Linked DNA regions of Homo sapiens: all the other regions are linked to region 2. The links are chromatin loops, found by intact Hi-C in ENCODE. Cell type or tissue: endothelial cell of umbilical vein. All regions are shown on one strand.

Evidence for each region. Peaks named below come from ENCODE experiments on the same cell type or tissue, not always from the same donor. Only the 100,000 strongest peaks of a DNase experiment are listed, where the experiment ranks them.
Region 1: it touches region 2 in a loop (6-fold over the local background); 2 of 110 quality-filtered maps call a loop at or near these places.
Region 3: a loop joins it to region 2, with 8 times the contacts of the local background. A loop is called at or near these places in 2 of 110 quality-filtered maps.

Annotation. Positions count from the first base shown.
Region 1 is chr12:108,825,813-108,830,812 of GRCh38, reverse strand. All of the region lies in intron 2 of SSH1 (slingshot protein phosphatase 1), which reads left to right. Among named protein-coding and RNA genes, the nearest start is that of MIR619, 8.7 kb to the left of the region's middle. RefSeq lists an enhancer at 2,582-3,153. In endothelial cell of umbilical vein, no CTCF peak of the experiment used is centred here; DNase peaks (open chromatin) are centred at 1,882, 2,672, 3,472 and 4,432; H3K27ac peaks cover 4,308 bases.
Region 2 is chr12:108,687,559-108,692,558 of GRCh38, reverse strand. The region is part of intron 2 of CORO1C (coronin 1C); the gene reads left to right. Among named protein-coding and RNA genes, the nearest start is that of CORO1C, 41 kb to the left of the region's middle. RefSeq lists enhancers at 1-404, 632-926, 405-1,086, 877-1,156. In endothelial cell of umbilical vein, a CTCF peak has its summit at 2,461; DNase peaks (open chromatin) are centred at 38, 828, 2,528 and 3,048; H3K27ac peaks cover 4,019 bases.
Region 3 is chr12:108,836,217-108,841,216 of GRCh38, reverse strand. All of the region lies in intron 2 of SSH1 (slingshot protein phosphatase 1), which reads left to right. MIR619 (microRNA 619) reads left to right here and starts at 4,211; the gene lies at 4,211-4,309. RefSeq lists enhancers at 1,561-2,162, 2,722-2,851, 2,156-3,355. In endothelial cell of umbilical vein, no CTCF peak of the experiment used is centred here; DNase peaks (open chromatin) are centred at 1,666 and 2,736; H3K27ac peaks cover 4,979 bases.

The sequences.
Region 1 (5,000 bases), 140 kb before region 2:
GGTCTGATCTGTTTTTGCTTTCACTGTCATCATTTCGTATTGTCATGATGCAGCGTCTCCCTTAGAGGGCCAGAAGAACATTCAGGTCTCTGAAAGTGTGTAGTAGAAGACTAGCATCTGTTTTACTGCTTCCAAAGAGAGTATTATTTTGTTTTTGACCCTAGCATGACCTCCCTTTATTGCACCTAATCACATCACCCACCTTCTGAGAGCACCATGCCTTTTTGTTGGTGTTACCTTTTACCAGCAGAAAACATCGACGTGTACCTATGTGAGAGGTATCTTTATGAAGCCCATGGAGAAGACTGTTTTCTCTGTGTCTTCTGATGTTGTTTGTTTGTGTGTTTGTTTTTGAGACAGTCTCACTCTCATCCAGGCTGGAGTGCAGTGGGGACTCCAGGATCACAATCTCCACTCAGTGCAGCCTCGACCTCCAGGGTACAAGTGATTCTCGTGCCTCAGCTTCCCAAGAAGCTGGGACTACAAGTGTGCGTCACCACGCTCAGCTAATTTTTGTATTTTTAGTAAAGACTGGGTTTCACCATGTTTTCCAGGCTGGTCTTGAACTCCTGACCTCAAGTGATCCACCCACCTTGGCCTCCCAAAGTGCCAGGATTACAGGCGTGAGCCACCATGCCTGGCCATGATGTTATTTGATTCTGAGGTTTTTAAAACTTGGCTGTGCATCAGAAGCACCCCCTGGAACTTTCTGGAGACAAGATCTGTCTCCCAGGTTGGAGTGCAGTGGTGTGGTCACAGCTCACTGTAGCCTTGACCTCACCAGGCTCAAGTGATTCTCCCACCTCAGCCTCCTGAGCAGCTGGGACTACAGGCACACACCACCAAGCCTAGCTAATTTTATTTTTATTTTTTTGTAGAGATGGGATCTTGTTACGTTGCCCAGGTTAATCTTGAACTCCAGGGGTCAACTGATTCTCCCACTTTGACCTCCCAAAGTGCTGTGATTACAGGCATGAGCTACCATGCCCAGCTCCCTGGAACTTTTTAAAAAAGTAGATGCCCAGGACTCATCACAGACCTTCCGAATTAGACTCTGCTGAGGCTGGACCTGGGCATGAATGTGTTTTAGGAGTTTGATAGGTTGTTTCAATGTATGACCAGAGTTGGAATTCAGGGGTGTTTGGATATTCCATACTGTGATGTTTCTATACCTACTATTTTTGTTCTTCAAGAAATGCTGTTTCTATGCAGCAGGGCAGACACCCAGATCACCAGCACATATACCCATTCCTTAAAGAGGATGGCTGTCTTTGCCCTTATCAGAGCTTGGGCTGGCTTGGCTTACCCTGTGCTCCATGCTCTGCAAATGTTTGCCTGTTTGGATGAATGAACAGAACCCTGTAAGGAATTCTAGGGGTTAATTCTAGGGGTTAATCAGAGTATATATGGTAGAATGTAAATTGGAACCCAGAAATATGAATTCCCAGACCATTGTTTTTACTTTTGTTCCCCACCGCCCCTGCCCAAGACAGTGTCTCACTTTGTCGCCCAGGCTGGAGTACAGTGGTGCGATCTTGGCTCACTGCAACCTCCGCCTCCTGGGTTCAAGTGATTCTCTGCCTCAGCCTCCTGAGTAGCTGGGATTACAGGCATGCACCACCACACCTGGCTAATTTTTGTATTTTTAGTAGAGACAGGGTTTTGCCATGTTGACCATGCTAGTCTCGAACTCCTGACCTCAAATGATCCACCCATCTCAGCCTCCCAAAGTGCTGGGATTACAGGAATGAGTCATCACCCCCAGTTTTTACTTTTCTTAAACCTTAAAGCGCGGCAGTCACCATGGGCGTTGTCCATGCTATCCCTGGTGATTCTATTTTGGAATTGTTGACGGGCTTCCTTCGTTTGTCATATGGAGAAAATACCTTACCCTGCAGAACTGCCAGAGTTCAATGACGTGGCGTAGCTAAGTACCTCCTACAGCCTTGGCCACATGGGAGATCCTCAGTAAATAATAGTCCTGTTGATGAGAAACTTACCTTGAAAGCGACTTCTTGGTCAGCGTGGCTGTGTGGTTTACAGAACTCCTTAGCCTCTATGCAGTGCAGAAGGGCCAAAGGATGTGTCCTGTCCCCCAACTATGACGGCAGTGGTGGGTAGGATAAGGCTGTGGGTCCCCTGCCCTTCTGATTTCTACTTGGGCAGATGGAAGAACCCCGGCACAGTCTCGTCTTCCTGGAGTTCTGTTTGCTTGAATGGTTCCTTCTCTCTCTTTCCCACGCATGATGCATTCACACACTGGGAAGAAGGACGGAAGATGTGATCCACATTCTGACTTCTCAGTGCCTTAGTGGCTTTGCCATTAGGCACCTGGGCAGGCATGAGCGGATGTGACCGCAGCATAATGGCTCTGATTTTCATTCTGGATGAGTAGAACAGCTGCTTAACAGGGGTTAAGCAGGTGGGCGTGGGGCAGATAGATGTGAGTCCAGCCCCATCTTGTAGAGATATGTGCTCCTAGGCAAGCTGGGGTTTCCTCACCTGCAAAACCAGAATCATGGTAATGTGTGTTTCACTTAATCCGTAGGGAGGATCGCTTGGTCACTTGTGAGCCGAGGGAAGAGAAGCCCCTACTCAGTGCTGCTTCCTTCAGGAATTGTTCCAGAAGTCACCAGTTAAATGCTCCCTCCTCCCTCTTGTAAACCCTAGCCGAGCCCCTTTCTTAGGGTACTTATTCCATTCTCTCCTGCGTCATGGTTATTCACATCCTGAACTTATTTCTCTCACTGAAAGAAACGCTAAAAACACAGCTCTTGGCTGGCTTGTGCCTGGAGGGTTTGGGATCACACCTCCAACCTTTAGGACCTTTGCAGCCTGACCTGCCTTGGGCACCGTGCGTATCCCAGAGCTCCTCATAGGTGTGCATGTGGTCCCCTCTACCTGGCGTGTCCCCTCAGATAGCTGTTAGCATGACTGAAGAATTTTCAGGATGTAACCGTGCTTTGAGTACGCAGAATAACTAACTGCGGCAGCTGCCCACGTCACCGTCACCGTTGGGTAAATGGATGCTGATTTGAAAGAAAGAGTCATCCTTCAGAATGTTGATTTGAATCGGAAGGGGGTCTTGTTGCTTGGGGTTGGTTCCTTGGGGCCAGTTGTTTGCCCTCACAATGTCGAATGCACACCCCGGTGCTTGTTTCTCCGGCCTACAGAAAAGCCCGTAGGAGTGCAGTGATTAGAGGAACCTCAGCTGTTTTGCTGAATGGCCCTCTTTCATCAGGATGTGCTGGGACAAGGGCCTTTTTCAGCCAAAATATCAGAGGAAGACAAGAGTTCCACAAGAGCCATTTGCTTTTCGGGTAGGACTCTGAGGAGGAGTTGGCTCCCCAGCCCTCGTGGAAGCACTCGGCAGCCTCCTGGCTTTTCCTGATCTCCATAGGGAGCAGATGGCCAGAGCTCGGAGGGCAGTTGTAGGGAGCGTTAGAGATGTGAGCACTGCAGCCACGAACCTCTTTTATTTTACCGACTTCTGCATCTTCCTTCAGCCAACCCACTGCTTCTGCTGTCCAGAGGTTTCCAGCTCAAATTAGTACGTATGACCACCCTGATTACTGGTTTCCTGCCATGGCTTGGTTTCTGGATGACACTGGCTGTTTATATTTTGGGGGCCTGGGGTTTTTTGAGGAGCATTGATTGAGGTTTTTTGTCTGTCTTCAATGCTTTGGAGAAACTTTAATCTTATGAAGCTTCCCGAATGGCAGTAATCAGTGTCCGAGAACAGATCTGTGTGGTGGAGATAAAAACATTCCAGTTGGCGGGTAGAGAGGGCAGCGGCTTTTTTTTTTTTTATCCCTCATCAAGATTTTTCTTACAGCGGTGGAGGAAGACATTTCCGTTTTGTCTGTCTGCGTCTGACCTTTTGTAACTTTAGTCACTCCTTTTAGGACACTCAGATCTTTTGTGAGAAGAGTGACTTCTGGGTGGCTGGGATGGATGGCTTGTGGGTTTGGGCTTCCTGGCCCCAGACACCTGGTAAAGTGAGCGTGCCATCACCAATGTGGATTTCTTCATGGACTTCCCCAGTGGGACACTTTGAGGGTCTGATGAATCGGGAGCCTGTGCCTCTGGGCATCAGAAGCTGCAGTCGTCAGATACAGTATTCAGGTCAGCCACGCAGAGGGCGCATGAGGCTCTGGGCCCAGAGTGAGCTCAGAAGAGAAGCCAGGAAGCCGGGTCACAGAGACTTTCTGCATCTTGTTTTCATAAATCCTGTGACTGACCATGCTCTGCGGCCTCCCACCCCACCCCCCACCCGGAGAGTCATGTCGTGCGGTTTCCTCTGGCTGTATCTCCTGACTGTATTTGCAGGACGCAGGGTGATCTCACAGCTTCGGGATAATGCGCTGCTACTTGGGCTTCCCTGCAGCTTCCAGTCTTGCTTTTTACAGTAAATGCCTGTTACTTGATTGTCGTGGGGGAACAGAGGCAGAGTGTTCCAGGGCCCCAATCAATGCCATCCTGACTTCATGCGTAGAGCAGGAGTCCCTGATTCTTATCAGTGTAGGAACATGGAGGAGGAACAGCTGGCCTTGTAAGTGATCACAGAGTGAAACCAGCCTAGTCTGTTGCATTGTTCCTTTTTTTTTCCAAAGGAAATATAAGGGAAACCAAGGGGAATTTTTGCTCATGGTTTCCAAGGCAAAGGTCATCGTTAATGGTTGGCTGTTTCCAGCGTGCTTGGGTTTCTGGTCAGTATGAATTTTTTTTTTTTAATCTCATGAACAAAAGCAGTTGATGTTGTCTCGAAAAGATTTTCCCAGCTGCTTCGATGAACTGATGGTTGTTTTAGGTTTCATGAGTTTGGAACCTCTCGCATAGCTGTTTCAGATTTTGATGAGAATAAATAGTAAATGATCTGTGTCTAAGAACAGTTCTGAAAACATACTCAGCTGTGAGATTCTAAGGAAGGAGAGAGTGACAAGCTTTGCAGGTGGAAAGGGTTAGGTGATTCTGCAGCCTGTGAAATGAGATCGGCCAGA
Region 2 (5,000 bases):
CCTTCTTTCATGGGCTACTTGAGAGGGAATGGCAGTCTCCTGACAGTGCTTTTCTGTGTGATCCACAGTCTTTGCCAGCACCTGCTGGATTTGCATTGGCTGCATGTCTGCCTTACTGTGCATTGCTGACAGGCAATTTCCATTTCTACACATTGTGGTACTCTGTTTTAGACAACAGTGGCAGTGCCGGTAGCCCTTTGTACAGATGTGGACATTTGGCACTTGGTAGCTTTGGTGTTAGGGGCAGAGGATTTTGTTCAGAGCCAGCCAGTGTCCTGACATGTCGTGGGATGCCCATTCACTGCCTCCTGAAATAGATTGTCTGATGCCTGGAGCACCTTCAACTGCCAAGTGTATGGGCCGTGAAAAGCTGGGGGACAGGACTGGGAGGGGTGGAGGATGCAGGGGGAGGGCACCAGGTGCAGAACAATGACTTCCAAATTATGTCACGAGCTGCCAGCCACACGAGCACGGCCTGGCCTCATTACCACATGAAGTGCCACAGAAGGGCCTTTTCATTTTCTCCTAGTGACTGTGTTATCCACAGTTTTGCTGGGAGGGGTGGGGTGGGCACCCTGCTCACCCCCAGTTAACAATGGAGCACAAAGTCCTGGCAGAAGGAACTTCCCAATGTACCCCGGGGCTATTTTTGATGACAGTGAGTGGCTGTGACTCACTGAATGTGTGCCCTGGCAGATGATGGTTTCCACCCCACCCCCTCCCCTGGAGATGAGCAGGCAGCCTTTGTGCGTTTCCTTGGCCAGCTTCTCCTGCTGCTGCAGTTCACTGATATGTCCACAGCAGCCGGCCCGCAGGCCTGACAGGGCTCTGACAGTGGTTTTTACCATATATGGCCATCAGAGCGCTGTGGCTGTCAGCCGGCCAGGATAATTTCCTTCCTTTGCTTTGATTGGCTGCACGGGTGGCTCAGAGAATGGTGGGATCTGGGAGTGTGTGGTGAAGAGAAGCCACTGAGTCAAGTGCAAAGAACGTTTAACTCTTTACTGGGTTTGTGGAGCGTGCCAGTCTGTGCTAAGCAGGCTGACAATTGCTGCCAGCAGAAGCCCTCAGTGTGTAAACATGGTAACCCCAGTCTGGGAAAGCTGCTGTATCTCCGGTAAAGAAAGGTATCTGAACACACATTACTCTGAAATAAACTCAAGGTGTCATGAACACATTTCTGGAGTCACGGTTTTGCCCAGAAGCCACCTTATAACCACATGTAGCAAATCATCTGCTCCTGCCAAGTTGAATATCTTCGCCCATTAGGGGTGGGACCTGAGTTGAGTCTGGGGAAGAATGAGCTGAGAGGGCATGTGATGGGACACATGTCTGCTTTCTTGGAGGAACGGTGACTTGGGTTTCATTTCTGGCTGACTGAATTGAGTCTATACTGCAGTCCTCTTGCTTGTGTGGAACTGACTCAGCCATGGAGCCCAAGGCATTAGCCCCTCCCACCCCCCAAAAAAAGTTGTAATATTTTTCTATTTATCATCTCCACCATCCAAGGAGGGTGGATTTTCATTCTGAGACCTGTGGATTAAACCAATGCAGAGCTGCAATGGGAAGGGTTAGCCCTGGAGCTCTTCAGCGTTCACAGAGGGTTTCAGTAGATCAATCTCCAATGTCATTTGCTTACTACGAGGGCTTAGACAACCAGTTTCTCTATTTTCTGATTTGATATTGAATGCTTTAATTTTCCATATTGCATTTACATCTGTAGTTCTTCTGCTTTTCAGCTTTTGCTTTCTAGCTCAATTTTATTTTAACTAGATTCTACCTCATCTTGGGTTCCAAGTTTTTATTTGTTCTCAGCCCAGAAGCATCATATGGAATTACTTGTCTGCAATAATGAGCAGAAAGCATTAGGTTTTCACTTTATAAATTCTTTAAGTCAGGAAGTTAGGAAATACAGCTACTCTGGTTGCTATCGCATATTTGGGCAAGGTTGAGTAAGGAAATGTTAACTTTTCCGTGTTTTTGCTTTCTGATAATAAAATGTTTGTAGTTTTACAATAACTTCCCTCAAGTTCTTAATTGATTTTAAAATATGGTCTATTCAGTATTAAACCCAGTTTTTAGAGAGGATCTGTGATGCAAAAATTATTTGCTTGGCATTTTCACTTCTGTCCAAAAAGACTGCTGTTTTTTACTCACAGGCAGGTGAAGTCTCTGTAGGCCCATACTCCCTCTCCCCAGCAGCTTTTGTTTCTAGCTTACCTTACCTTACAGGGTAACTCAATCTGTAGGGTTTATTCCAGAGCACCTCCTTTTACCTCAAGGATGGTATTTCTGGTTCCCTTAAAGTAAAGCCTCCTCAGAATGTTTTATTCCTGGGCCATGAGCTGTCACTCTCAGGGACCAGCCTGTGCACAAGTCATATATTGTGTGCACCCGTCTTTTTGGTCTGCTGCTGAGTCTCTGTTTTCCATGCCGCTGTCCCCTTGTCCCATGACCACAATCACTCTAGCTCCTCCCCGTGGAGCAGCAGGGGCTTAAGAAATTCAAACAAAACATGTATCCACATAAATAATACTGTCATAAGAAAAAGGAAGTTGAAAAAAATGGAAAACCCACTTCAATAGATACGCTTTTGACTCCTTTGAACTCTGCACAGTGTGAATGGAGCCCTTATGCTTGGGCTGAAAACTTTTCCTCTACTTCTGAGCACATGTGTGACTTAACATTCTCCTTGCTGAGTTGAAGAATTCTCAGTATGTATCACCCAAAGCCAAAAATAAGTTATGATTGAAATTTGGGCACATAAAGTGATTTTGATACTCATTTTTTCCTAAAATGAAAACTTAGATGAATATTAGGTAGGGGTTTGAACAATGTGGAAATCTTTTAACTGTTCTTTGAGTCAGGTCATGTAAAGTATCTTTGTTTGCCTTCCCCAGGATGGGGTGGGGGCTCTTAGGCCCTTACATCTTCGGGTGGTGTAACCAGTCTGGATAATAGGCATAGAGGACTGCAGATCAGGAGATGGAAAAGTACTGGAAGTGAGACAGCTGCCTGAGTTGGATTAGATAAGGGAAACCGTGTAGAAAGCAGTCTGAATCCAGCACCCTAGGAAGGTGTGGGTTTATATGATACACTCCAGAATGCAAACTTGAAAGAAATTGTGTGTGGGATACCTTGAGCTTCTTAAAGGGGAATATTTGATTTGACTTATCACTCGAATGAATGTGTCACTTTTTATCACCATGGGAATTTATTACTTTGTGAAAACATACATTAGTTATGAGAAAGAGTAGGCCTGCTGGGTAAAGCGTTGTGCGACTTTAACATAATGTTACATTTCCTTTCTTGCAGGAACCAGTGATTATCAGATTGATCCATCTTTTTTTGTTTTTTCAGAGATGGAGTCTCGCTCTGTTGCCCAGGCTGGAGTGCAGTGGTGCGATCTCAGCTCACTGCAACCTCCGCCTTCCGGGTTCAAGTGATTCTCCCACCTCAGCCTCCCAAGTAGCTGGGATTACAGGTGCCCAACACCATGCCCGGCTAATTTTTTTTTTTTTTTTTTCTGAGACAGAGTCTCATTCTGTCGCCCAGGCTGGAGTGTAGTGGTACGCTCTCAGCTCACTGCAACCTCCGTCTCCCAGGCTCAAGCAATTCTCCTGCCTCAGCCCTCCCGAGTAGCCGGGATTACAGGCATGTGCCACCACAACGGGCTAATTTTTGTATTTTTAGTAGAGACGAGATTTCACCATTTTGGCCAGGCTGGTCTCGAACTCCTGACCTATCTGCCTGCCTTGGTTTCCCAAAGTGCTGGGATTACAAGTGTGAGCCACCGTGCCCGGCCTGTATTTTTAGTAGAGATGAAGTTTCACCGTGTTGGCCAGGCTGGTCTTGAACTCCTGACCTCAGATGATCCACCTGCCTCGGCCTCTCAAAGTGCTGGGATTACAGGTGTGAGCCACCGTGCCCAGCTTAGATTGATCCATTTTAACACCAATTGGTAGTGTCTTCAACCACAAACCAATATGTGGGTCAGAAATAATTATGTGAGGAATCATTCTTACATGAAGAAACAGTCATTCTGAATGATCTTTTGTAATATGTAGGACATATTGGAAGCAAAATTCCCAATGTTGAATTTCGAGAGTTTGGGAAGGTGAACATGGCTGCGGTACATGTGTAATACACCACTAGCTGCTTTAAAAACACACCCCAGCACAGAACTTTATTGAGACGTGTCTGTCAGAAATTTTCTGTACATGTTTGTGTACATTAACAGTTTTTTTTATTGTACTCAGTACTGCCCTCAATATATAGGATGAGTCTACTTCTTAAATGTGGATTCCTTTTTAGAAGGAGATGTGAGATCGATAAATAAGATATACTGGGCTGGGCACGGTGGCTCACACCTGTAATCTCAGCACTTTGGGAGGCTGAGGTGGGCAGATCACCTGAGGTCAGGAGTTTGAGACCAGCCTGGTCAACATAGTGAAAAAAAATACAAAAATTAGCTGGACGTGGTGGCGTGTGCCTGTAATCCCAGCTACTCAGGAGGCTGAGGCGGGAGAATCGCCTGTACCTGGGAGGTGGAGGTTGCATGCAGTGAGCTGAGATTGCACCACTGCACTCCAGCCTGGGTGACAGAGTGAGACTCCGTCTCAAAAAAAAAAAAAGGGTCAGAGGGGATACATTGTTAATAAGTGGAAGCTGTTGTGATTTTCCAGTAAGATTGATAGGAAGTGCCCTTACAGCTAAGCAATATCATTTCTTCTTTTTTCTTTTTTTAATTTTAATTAAATTGTTATTATTATTATTGAGACAGAGTCTCGCTGTCACCCAGGCTGGAGTACACTGGCGCGATCTTGGCTCACTGAAACCTCTGCCTCCCAGGTTCAAGCGATTCTCGTGCCTCAGCCTCCTGAGTAGCTGGGACTATAGGCACACACCATCAAGCGCAGCTAATTTTTGTAATTTTCGTAAAGATGGAGTTTCATCATGTTGGCCAGGCTGGTCTCGAACTCCTGACCTCAAGTGATCCG
Region 3 (5,000 bases), 150 kb before region 2:
ATCTTCATGATAAATGGGGCAAAGCTGTGAGACGGAGTCAGACAACCTAGGGTCCATCTTGAGAGGCGTCATCTGCTGTGCAACCTAAGGCAACGCCTCTTCACTTCTCTGGGTCCCTGTCTCCTGCTATGTAAAGTGAAAAGACAAGATTAGGTGATGGCCTCCAAATTTAAGAATGAGTCCTCAGACCCACCAATCTAGATCTGTGTTTATATTGTGCTGCTCATCATTTGCTGTGTATTTGTAACTGACTATCACGAGTTTTATTCCCACGGTGAGAGCAAGGTCATGCGCTTATGGGGGTCTAGCTGGGTCAGGGCTATGGTCTGACCCTGCAGTGGAGAAAACCAGCCGGGCTACTGAGAGGAAGTGACCCTCTGCTGGGACTCACCTCCTCCTCCGCAGGGCTTAGCCTGCCGCGTCTGCCCCCAGGAGCAGAGCCATACACAAAGCAGCGTCCGTTTAGAAAGAAAGTACTCGCATCTTTAGAACTCATCTTTGGCATTCATTGTTCTGTGGTCGGATCTCTGGATTTAGACAGCTTATTAGAAAATTCCTGAGATGAGGAGGACATCCAGATGGGTCATGCTGCTTCAAGGAAGGCTGAAAATGAGAAACCAGGATTAATCAAAATAGGATTAATCAAAATCCAGAGGAGCCATTTTCTTTTTTTTTTTCTTTTTTTTGAGACAGTCTTGCTCCGTCACCCAGGCTAGAGTGCAGTGGCACGATCTCGGCTAACTGCAACCTCTGCCTCCTGGGTTCAAGTGATTCTCCTGCCTCAGCCTCTTGGGTAGCTAGGACTATAGGCTTGTACCACCATGCCTGGCGAATTTTTTGTATTTTTAGTAGAGATGGGGTTTCACCATGTTGGCCAGGCTGGTCTTGAATTCCTGACCACAAGCAATCCAACCACCTCGGCCTCCCAAAGTGCTGGGATTACAGGCATGAGCCACTGCGCCCAGCCCCCGAGAGGAGCCATTTTCAAAGCGAACTGAGCGATTGGGCTGGAGGGTGCGGGGGCTCCTGCTTTGTGGGTGTAGTCAGTGTCGGGATGCAGGGTGATGTGCTTATGAGGAAGCCACGCTGGCCAGCCTGCAGTGTGGGGGCAGAATTGCAGTGAGATACAAGAGACTGCCGCATAAATGAGGACATGCCGGGAGAGCCTGCGTGTGGTCAGAGCGGGGCTTCTGGATGGGGCATCGGCCTTGCCACTTAGCTCACTTGCATGTCTGACCCTGGGCCCACCACCTGCCTTCCTCCTCTCAGGGCCCTCCTGAGGCCTCCAGAGAGTCTTGTTCTGTGTACAGTGTCTGGCCCTGGCCTATACCCAGTGGCCATCATTTTCAGTGCCAGCCCTTCCTGCCGCACTTGTTCCCCTCCAAAGACCAATGTTAACCAAGTGACACCTAAGAGGAAAAACCCAGCCTTGACCTGTTTTCCTGCAAGTTCCTCTGAAACCTGTGCCAGGCTTTTATCTGGGAAATATCATTCTTGAGTGCCTTTACTTTTACAGTTTTTTTTTTCTTTCTTTTCTTGAATGGTTACTTTTGAAGCTATTTTTAGAAAGACTTTGTTTCAGAGAAGGCTGTTCAAGGTCCTGTGTTAGGAAATGCCTGGTCTCTCCCTGTGCCCACAGAAGTCATTCCTGGTCCAGGCCTGGCACGCACTTGCCAAGAGTCCTCGAGGCGTGTTTCCCCAAATCTGGGCCCCATCAGAATTCCCACAGGAAGGGGCCTTCAGTGTGGTCTGGAAAGAGCCAGGCTGGCTGCAGCATCTGGAAATCACTTGTCACTTCCCCAGTGGCCAGGCCCACCCGTGCCACGCTGTGTCTGTTGCAGCTGGGAGTCTAGGAGTGGCTCTTTAGGTCTGGAGTCAAGGCCACTGACCTGTTGGCTGCCCCTACAGCAAGAAGGCTCCCTAAGGAACCTAATTCCCAGGCCCTGGGGACTCCTGACCAGGCCCCACCTCATGAGATGGAAGGGAAAAGAACCTCTTGTGAAACAATATGGTAATGGAGGTGGTTTTTACTTAGCTATTGGCTTTTTCCATTCAGCCCATGTGTATTTAGTGCCTAAATATGGGTTCTTTGCCAAATGCCAGGGATTCTGTGTGGAGTCAAAAAGAGTCCTTATCCCTCAGGGGTAATGTGTGTTGTATCTACAGTAGTGCCCTCCAAAAAGGATTTGAAACACCTTACAACATTCATAGAGAACAATAGAATGTAACATTAGTGAGAAAATCGGGACACGAAGAAAGCAGAAGAAAATAAGATGAAGTAAGGGGAAGGTTTGTACATGTAATACATGACATAGCATTGGTATGGTTACCAGAATTTGGCCACAGATCTGACTTTGAGTTTCCTGGTAGTCAAAGCAAAGAGAGAAACAAGACCAATCTCTTGATTCTTGGTGTCCTGAAAATACCAGCAGATCAGTTCCTCGGAAGAACTCTTCCTGATAGATACCTGTGGTGTTCACAAGGAAGCCCAGCATAATGGATGGACAAGCAAGTTGTCTTAACAGGGAGAGCTGATGCTGCATGCCTATCCCACCAATTACCCTGGGTATTTGTGGTCTTAAGAGGTGAGGTCAGCAGCAGCACTTGGTGCCAGAGCTGCTGGCCGCCCCAGCACTGAGACAGGATGCTGAGTCACATCCTGCAGGGCTGCGGTATCCTGGCTTCGCGTGCCCTTCACAATAGGAGGCCTGCACGGGCAGGTCAGCCCCTGCTGTTCCAAACATGTGGTCTCCGAGCAGGAAAATGCTAAAATTAGATCTTACGTGGTCCAGAGCCGTGTATGTGAGAGGCCCTCAAAACCTGGACACACACAGACCAGGAAGACCTGGGAGAGCAGAGCTCTTCATCGTTCTCTTCTGCTCTGGGCACGAAACAGGGCCACTTCTGTTCTGGAAAACACGAAGAGGGCAAACAGTGCTGAGGCAGGGAAGGTCTTGCTTGGTGAGGGTAAAACTATGCAAGAGATGAAAGGGCAAAGTCATGAAATATGCCCATACCAGTGATCAGTAAAATCATCTGAAGCTTTTATTACCTACCGATAAAGAAAAATTACAGGTCGTGTTTTACCAAAATCGAATTAAGTGGAGATTTAAAAAATAACTTTAAAAAATTTGGCTGGGTATGGTGGCTCATGCCTATGATCCCAGCACTTTGGGAGACCGAGGTGGGAGGATCTCTTGAGCCTAGGAGTTCAGTACCAGCCCTGGCAGCATAGTGAGACCCTGTCTCTACAAAAAAATTAAAAAATTAGCTGGGGGTGGCAGCACACACCTGTAGTCCCAGCTACTTGGGTGGTTGAGGTGGAAGGATCGCTTGAGCCTGGGAGGTGGAGGCTGTGCTGCGTGAGCCGTGGTCGTCCCACTGCACTCCAGCCTGGGCGACAGAGTAAGACCCTGTCTCAAAGGAAAAAAAAAAAAATTGGTAACTCGAAAACTTGTAATGCTCCCAACACATACAAATGATTAATACTCAAGGTCATGGATACCCCAGATACTCTGACTTGGTCATTACACAGTTTATGCATGTAACAAATACTTACATGTTTTCCATAAATATGTAAAATACTACGTCGATAAAAAATTCTCGTTAATTTTGAGATAATTTCCAGCTTACATAAGAATTGCAAGTACAGTGAAAAGAACTTTCTTTTTTGAACCATTTGAAAGTAATTTGTCAACCTGCTACTCCATTACCCTTGGAATACAGACCAGGGCATTCTCCCACAGAACCGCAACACAGCCATCCACGCGGGACACTGACTCTGATGCATTCCCACCGTCTAGTCCTCTAACCCCATTCAAGAGTCACCATATGTCCCAGCGTTGTCCTTCATAACAAAAGATCCAATTCAGGACTGCCCATTGCATCTAGTTATCCTGTCTCTTGGCTCTCCTGCAGTCTGGAACCTTCCTCAGTCTTTCTTTGACTCTTGTGGCCTGGATTTTATTTTATTTTTTTATTTTTTGAGTTGGAAACTCACTCTGTCGCCCAAGCTGGAGTGCAGCGGTGATATCTCAGCTCGCTGCAACCTCCACCTCCCGGGTTCAAGCGATTCTTGTGCCTTAGCGCCCCAAGTAGCTGGGATTACGGGCATGCTCCACCACGCTCGGCTAATTTTTGTATTTTTAGTAGAGAATAGGGTGTTGCCATGTTGGCCAGGCTGGTCTCGAACCCCTGACCTCAAGTGATCCGCCCACCTCAGCCTCCCAAAATGCTGGGATTACAGGCATGAGCCACTGCGGTCGACCATGACCTGGACATGTTTGTGCCCAGTACTGTCAGTTTGCAGAGTGTCCCTCAGTGTGAGTGTGTCTGATGTTCTTGTGTGATTCCACCGGGCACGTGTATTTGGCTGGAACATCACCCAAGGGATGCTGCGTCCTCGTTGAATCCCATAAGGTGGCACTTGATTTCCTTTTGTCCCACTATGGTGACATTCACTTTGGTCACTAAGGTGGGTTTTACCAGGCTTTTCCACTGTACAGTTATTCTTTTCCCCTTCATCATTCAGAAGCATTCCTTGGAGAGATACTTTAAAATTATGTTAATATCCTGTCTGCCATCAATGTCCGTTTCAATTCTTTGTATTTTTCTGTTTTATTCAGTGGTTTATAATCTGCTCTTAAATTGTTGACATCCTTGCTCAAATTGTCCTTGTGGACAGTTAGGGCCAGTGGGATCTCATCCAGGCTGGCTTCTGTGTCCCTTTGACATGTCCACATCATTCTTTAAGTGCTTTCTTGCTTTCTGGCAACAGATGCTCCCTACCCACCTGTGGAATCAGTCCTTTATCCAAGGGGCTCTGGTTCCTTTTAGTGGAAAATGAAATTTAGGAGCCAAGCTAGGTCTGCTTATTGCTGTTGGGGTGTTGCTAACCACAGGCCTCTCAATGGGCAGAATTAGGGAACATTTGTATGTACGTGCATACACACACACGTGCATCTATATTTATTTCAATAGGTTGAAAACTATGAGTTCAG